Linked DNA regions of Homo sapiens: region 1 is linked to region 2. A link is a contact called in ENCODE Hi-C data. All regions are on one chromosome and are shown on one strand. Each heading gives the region's core, a stretch centred on a gene start or an enhancer-like site at or near the end of the contact. The rest is flanking DNA. Distances are from core to core; before and after follow the strand shown. Region 1 holds the start of ANAPC4 (anaphase promoting complex subunit 4). Region 2 overlaps CCDC149 (coiled-coil domain containing 149).

Evidence for each region. A loop is a pair of places that touch in the nucleus more often than their neighbours do. Pooled maps may share reads with other maps.
Region 1: a loop to region 2 is called in a map of IMR-90, with 3 times the contacts of the local background. The contact joins the promoter of ANAPC4 here to the enhancer-like site in region 2. A Hi-C loop is called at or near these places in 1 of 168 maps with a recorded cell type or tissue (IMR-90), 1 of 37 single-sample maps with no recorded cell type and 4 of 50 pooled maps.

The regions. Positions count from the first base shown.
Region 1 is chr4:25,376,002-25,379,151 of GRCh38, forward strand. ANAPC4 (anaphase promoting complex subunit 4) reads left to right here and starts at 1,262. Exons shown (of 29, transcript NM_013367.3): 1 at 1,262-1,343; 2 at 1,417-1,555. The coding sequence starts at 1,427. RefSeq lists a silencer at 965-1,384 and enhancers at 1,505-1,564, 1,595-1,664.
Region 2 is chr4:24,855,184-24,858,286 of GRCh38, forward strand. The region is part of intron 3 of CCDC149 (coiled-coil domain containing 149); the gene reads right to left. Among named protein-coding and RNA genes, the nearest start is that of CCDC149, 56 kb to the right of the region's middle. RefSeq lists enhancers at 1,249-1,749, 1,750-2,250. Within about 2 kb of position 1,573, at least 2 of the 41 ENCODE cell types and tissues checked have a DNase peak (open chromatin) inside an H3K27ac peak, as active enhancers do.

The DNA of each region.
Region 1 (3,150 bases), core at 12-2,511, 520 kb after region 2:
CTCAGTTCCTCCACATAGTAAATGCCCAAGTACCTATAGAAGAAATCGTGTGTGAGCCCACACTCTTTTTTTATATTTTAGAGACGGAGTCTGGCTCTGTTGCCCAGGCTGGAGTGCAGTGGCACAATCTCGGCTCACTGCAAGCTCCGCCTCACTGCAAGCCCCGCCTCACTGCAAGCTCCGCCTCACTGCAAGCTCCGCCTCCCGGGTTCACGCCATTCTCCTGCCTCAGCCTCCCCAGTAGATGGGACTACAGGTGCCCGCCACCATGCCTGGCTACTTTTTTGTATTTTTTAGTAGAGACGGGGTTTCACCATGTTAGCCAGGATGGGCTCTATCTCCTGTCCTTGTGATCCGTCCGCCACGGCCTCCCAAAGTGCTGGGATTACAGGCGTGAGCCACCGCGCCCGGCCCTGAGCCCACACTCTTTATTCGTTATGACGGTGCTGCAACTACCAATAAGTTGTGAGGGTTAAATGGGATGAGATGTCACAGTATTATTTGCCTGTTAGGGAGGTTTTAGGGCACGCGCCTCTTCTCTCCAAATTGGAATCACCCAAAGAGTTTTAGTAAATACTGGGCCCATCCAGGGTTAATTTTCTTCTAATTGGTTTGGGGTGCTGCTTGGACAGGGGGACTTTTAAAATTCTATACTGACCCACCAGGACTGACATGAGAACTACTCGCTTAGTAACTGTTAGAGGAGGCGCCAGCTGATCAGGACCTAAAGTTCATATTCTTTTTCATCTCCCCGTTGTCGCTGAAGCCTACCCCATAAACCCCTACCGTCCCTTTGCCCACAGCAGAGAATTTCCGGGAAAACGGGAAAGGTATGCAAGCATGCCCACACACGTGCACACACGGGTTCCCAAAAGACCTGCGTGTGGCCGCAGGGGCCTGCCCCGCCCTTCTCGGGCCCTTTCAGGTCCCGGCGCCCAGCGATCCCACCAGCACCTGGGTCCGGCGCGCGGCTCCCTCCCTCTCCGCGCCCCTCGGGGCTCCCTGCCCCGCCCGCGTGCCCCACCCTTCCTAGCTCTGCCCCATCGCTGCTCCCTGCCCCGCCCACGGGCCCCATCCTACCCCCACCTCGATCCGCCCCTCGCTCCTCCCTGCCCCGCCCACCGCGCCCCGTCCCTGTCCGCCCCTTCTGGCTCTCAGCACCCCCAAGACCGGTGCGCGCCCCGCCCCTCCTCCTCCTCTCGCGAGGCAGTCCCGACGCCGGAAGTGCCTGGAGCGCGCGACAGCGGCGGGGCGGGGCGGCCTGGAGGCTGTGGCGCGCGGCCGGCAGAGGGAGGGGAGAGGCCACTGGGGCCGTGTTAGTCTGCCGGTGGGGACTCTTGCAGGTACAGGCGCGGTCGGGGCTCCTCGTGGAGAGCCGGGGGCTCCTGCCGGCCTCTGACTGGGGTGTCGTTGCAGGGCCGTCCCCATGTTGCGTTTTCCGACCTGTTTCCCATCCTTCCGGGTGGTGGGAGAGAAGCAGCTCCCGCAGGAGATTATTTTCCTGGTCTGGTCGCCCAAGCGGGATCTCATTGCTTTGGCCAACACAGCTGGCGAGGTGAGTGAGCCGGCGGGAGCCCGCCTGTGCTGGGTCTGCTCCCGGGGGGCCCAAGAACACCGAGCCCGAGCCTGTTCATTCGGGCCACAGGCGGCCGGAGCCTCAGTTTCCCCTTCTGCAGACATGGCTGGCCACCTGCTACCCCTTCCCTGCCTCCCAGGACGGCAGTAAACTTTAAGTATATATGCGAAAGGTGATGTCTGTGCTATTTTCGGTACTTTTATGGCTAAAGTAACAGTTTTCACACAGCTTAACACCGTCACGCAATCCTGCTTCCCCAAGTCTTCTTCACTCATTGGTTTATTAGTTAAATGAACTTTTTAAAAAAGCCCACTATGTGCTGCTCATGAGCTAGACATAATGGTAGATGCAGGGACCCTGCCCTAAGTTTGCTTACAGTTTTAATAGCAGTAGGAAGAGTTATTGTCAAACTTCAGCTGCAAATGTGCCTGCATGTAGCTGCCACACAGGATATATTTAAGAACCTGGCTTCTCTTGTCCACGTTTTATAGTACGGGTTGGATAACCACCCTCCACTAAAAATACCTCTAAATTGGACAAGGAAGGCATGCATTGGATTCCAGACAGAACGTGCATGGGTGTTATCAGCATTTCTTGTTCACATAAAACTTCATCGAGTATAAACCAGTTGTACCCAACTTTCTGCTGAGAGTTATTACCTGCCAGCCATTTTGTAAGGAAACCTTCACCTGTGCATCTTTCCGCCTCTGGCTTGAGAGTTATCTGGCCATGTGAGAGTTGTATAGAGCCAAATTTGGAAACTAGGTGATAAGGAAATCTTAGCACCCTGCAGACTGTAGTCTGCACCATGTTATCTACCATGATCCAGTCGCCAGGGTATTGATGTCTAATTTTTCAGGGCCCTCCATGAAATCTAGCTAGTCTCCCTCCGCTGCCGGGATGCTTTGAAACTCTGTTGTGGCTCTAGAGAGCAGCAGGTGGTACCGTCACAGAAGTAGGAGGGAAGGTAGACGGGAGGCACATCCGTGCAATCAGATGGGTAGGCGTGATAGAGGGCACTGTTACATCCATTTTCTCAGTGAAGGAAGAAGCAAGGGCATTGTTTATGGGTGAAGATGGAGAAGAATATATTGGAAGTTTGAGGAGAAAGAAGAGGTATGAAAAAGCTAACAAAGCAGGTGGACTTGGGAAACCTAATAGGATTGCCAGTCAGTGTTAAGACCCACATGAGATCGGTGTTATTATTTGAGAGACACTGGTTGAATAAGGTTGTATGTGTCTCTCTCCGTTCTGTTTGGCTGTGTGGGTGCAGGCATGGTTGGGTTTAACCAGGATTGTCGTTTTGCAAGTATGACAAAGCAAGGCAAAGATGAAAGAGAGTTGAAGTTACGTGCAAGAGGAGTGATTGTGTTTCTGAACTTTGGGTTCTAACCTGATGAAGGAGGGAAGTGAAGGCATGTGTGGGGAGAGGGACAGTGAACAGGTGGTAGAATCAATAGACTGTATCCTGGTGAGGTCAAAGAATTGGAGTTGAGTGTTGTAGAGATGACCTGGAAAGAGGGGTGGTGGATGGAAAGTGGGAAGTTTAAAATGGAGATTTTGGTGGCCCTGCA
Region 2 (3,103 bases), core at 323-2,822:
GGTTGCACTCTCCCTAGGAGAGATCAGGAATAATAAGAGTGTACCAAGACTGAAACCAATGCCTGGCATGGAGACTTGCATAGAAAATCATTCATCCCTGGCTAGCTGCCGTGGCTCACACCTGTAATCCCAGCCCTTCGGGAGGCCGACACGGGTGGATCACCTGAGGTCAGGAGTTCAAGACCAGCCTAGCCAACATGGTGAAACTCTGTCTCTACTAAAAAATACAGAAATTAGCCAGGCATAGTAGCACATGCCTATAGTCCCAGCTACAGTGGAGGCTGAGGTGGGAGAATCCCTTGAACTGGGATGGTGGAGATGGTGGAGGTTTCAGTGAGCTGAGATCATGCCACTGAACTCCAGCCTGGGCAACAAAGAGAGACTCTGTCTCAAAAAAAAAAAAGGAAGAAAAAAGAAAAAAAAGAAAAACATTCATCCCCTTTGGCTGGATTTAATCAAGCCCTGATCTCTACTCACTTATTTGAGAACATTACTCAGTAACTCCATCGAATTTTTCAGCCCCCTATTTGCAAAGCTCCCATCTTGTAATATTTGAGTTCTAATTTTCCCAGATTTCTGTTCTCCTAAGACAAAAATTTAGTGATGGATGAGGAAAATCAAAACCTATTTTGTAGGTAGGAAAGCAAAGAAACATGAGACACTGTGAACAAATGACTGCCTTTGGAAATTTCCCTAAATGGGAGGAATCAGAGAGAAGAGGCTGCATTCTGATCATGCCACTTCCTGGGTTGGGTGACATGACAGGAGTTTCTTAATCTCTTGGGTCTCCCATCTGTAAGACAGAGCTAGCAACACATAGTTATTTGATCTTTAAATAATGAACAAAGAATGCCTACCACAGTGCCTGGCATCATGTGTGGGCTCACTAAAGGTGGGTTACCTCCCTCAACTGTGCCCACTCCGTGGTTGCTACTCCAACGCTCAGTGAACAGAGCTGTGTAAATGCAGCGAAGGCCTCTCCTTGGACACAGCTGACTCCTTTGCAATCCTGCCCCTTTATTGTTGATTATTTGTTCATTCATTTATCTGACAAATATTTATTGGGCACCTGGCATCTGCCTGGCACTGTTTTAGACCTGGAGATACAGCAGCAAACAATACAGACAAAACCCTTGCCCTTAGAAACTGACATCGAATGGGTGACATTACATTAACTACATTATATTACAATAGAATATATAATGAATCCGTGTGCTAGATGATAACATGCTGCAGAGAAAAATAAAGCAGGCAAAGGGAATAGAATGTGTTGGAAGAAAGGGCCGCAGAAGGTTTCACTGAGAAGGCCACATTTACATCAAGACTTGAAAAAGGAGAGAGAGAGCCTTGTAGATATCTTGGAGAAAAAGTCCCAGACAGGGGAAAAGGCAAACAGGCTTCCCTCTCTCCCTCACCCCATCACATCTCAAAACTTCCATTTGAAAGCGCAGCTCAAGGCCACAAGAGCAGGCTGACCACAAGGACTACAGCGAAGTCGAGAGATGACTCAATTCTTGATTTTCGTTTCCTGGTTCCCCCTCTCCATCCACAGCTCTCCTTCCTTAGCTCAAGGTGTCACATGTGGGCGGCCTCTGCCTTTCCTCCACGGAACTCCAGAACATTCCCCAGACATTAGCTCATTGATCCTTTTCCCTGGCAGCAAACATAATCCCTCCCTACCAGATGGAGGGCCAGGCCATTGGGCAGCAGTGACTGTCCCTGGGGAGCAGCGGGAGGAGCAGCCCAGCGCTTGCTCGGTCTGGGAGCTGGCTGCCAACTGCACATTCAGGTGAATCTCAGCATCCCCATCTGGAGAAGATGCAGCAAAATTCACCTAAACCTTCATTTAGCGGAAGAGAGGTCCAAAGAAATGTCTGTAAGGGCAACAATGAAAACGTAAAAAAAGACAAGGGAAAAAAATCTCCAACCTCCCTAAGCTTCCCTTTTTAAATCAATATTTCCTTAGTCTCTGGTGGGCAGGAAGACCCTGACATTCACTGACCAATGTAACTGCAGTGGCTACATTGGTAGCTACTGTATGGGTAAACCAGTACAACTCAATCTGTTGGTGGGAAAAGAGTTCTCTTTTCTCAATCCATACTAGATCAATACTTTTGTAAAATCTAATAAAAATGAGTTACTAGGCAAATAAATTTAAGAAGACAAGAAGATAAAACCCCAAGTGTGTATCATTAGATTCAACAGACATAAAACCATGCTGTCAAATTGCTATAAAAGTTTCTGAACACTTACTCTCAATTTCTGTATGTATCTTGTCATGGACCAGAAACAATTAGGTTGCAGCCTGGCCCTGGTCCTTGGGCCTCACTTTAAAAAGCACTGAGCTCAAATGGTTTTCCTAGGGATATGGAAACTAGAGTAAAGAAGACACTTTATAAAAATCAGTCAATAATTCCAGTGATGGCCAGGACGGAGGGCAGGGCTGCTTTAGGAAACAGTTATTTAGAGACCTAGTGATGTGATTATTGAAAATTATTTACTCTGGAGCCTGGCTGAAAAGAAATCTACTAAGAGCCAGCATTTCTACATTAGCTGCAAAACAGTGGTTTATTAAAATCGCAATCCTCCAAGTGAGTTCACTGTAAATCTACCCCAGCTTTAAACTTGGCCCCTGGAGTACAGTGGGGTGGGGGTGGCACCACTGCTTCAAAGCAGGTGACTGTAATTTTCTTTTACCTTTAACAGGCTAGATTCCTTGTCAACATACAATTCTTTTCTATTCAGTCCCTCCACCTCCTCAACTCCAAAACAATAACTTTGAAAACTAGAAAATGACTATTCTGATATGGTGCCTAATTCCTTGACATACACCTTAAAGAACAGCAAAAAAAAAAGAAAGTAGTACATTTCAAAGTGCTCAAAATAGAGGAGAAAAGTTCACAGGATTCTTTTGACCAAAAATAACACCCATGACTCACACACATTCACTATAACAATCCATCAAGCTAACACACGGTGCCTGCTTATAATTTATCAGCTATGCAGAGCACTTTGTCTAACTGTTACTGAGAAGGACTCTGTGACCATCAGTTTAGAATAACAGCACTATGTAAAGGAAATGTCAGGGAAAAGTGGCAGCCTG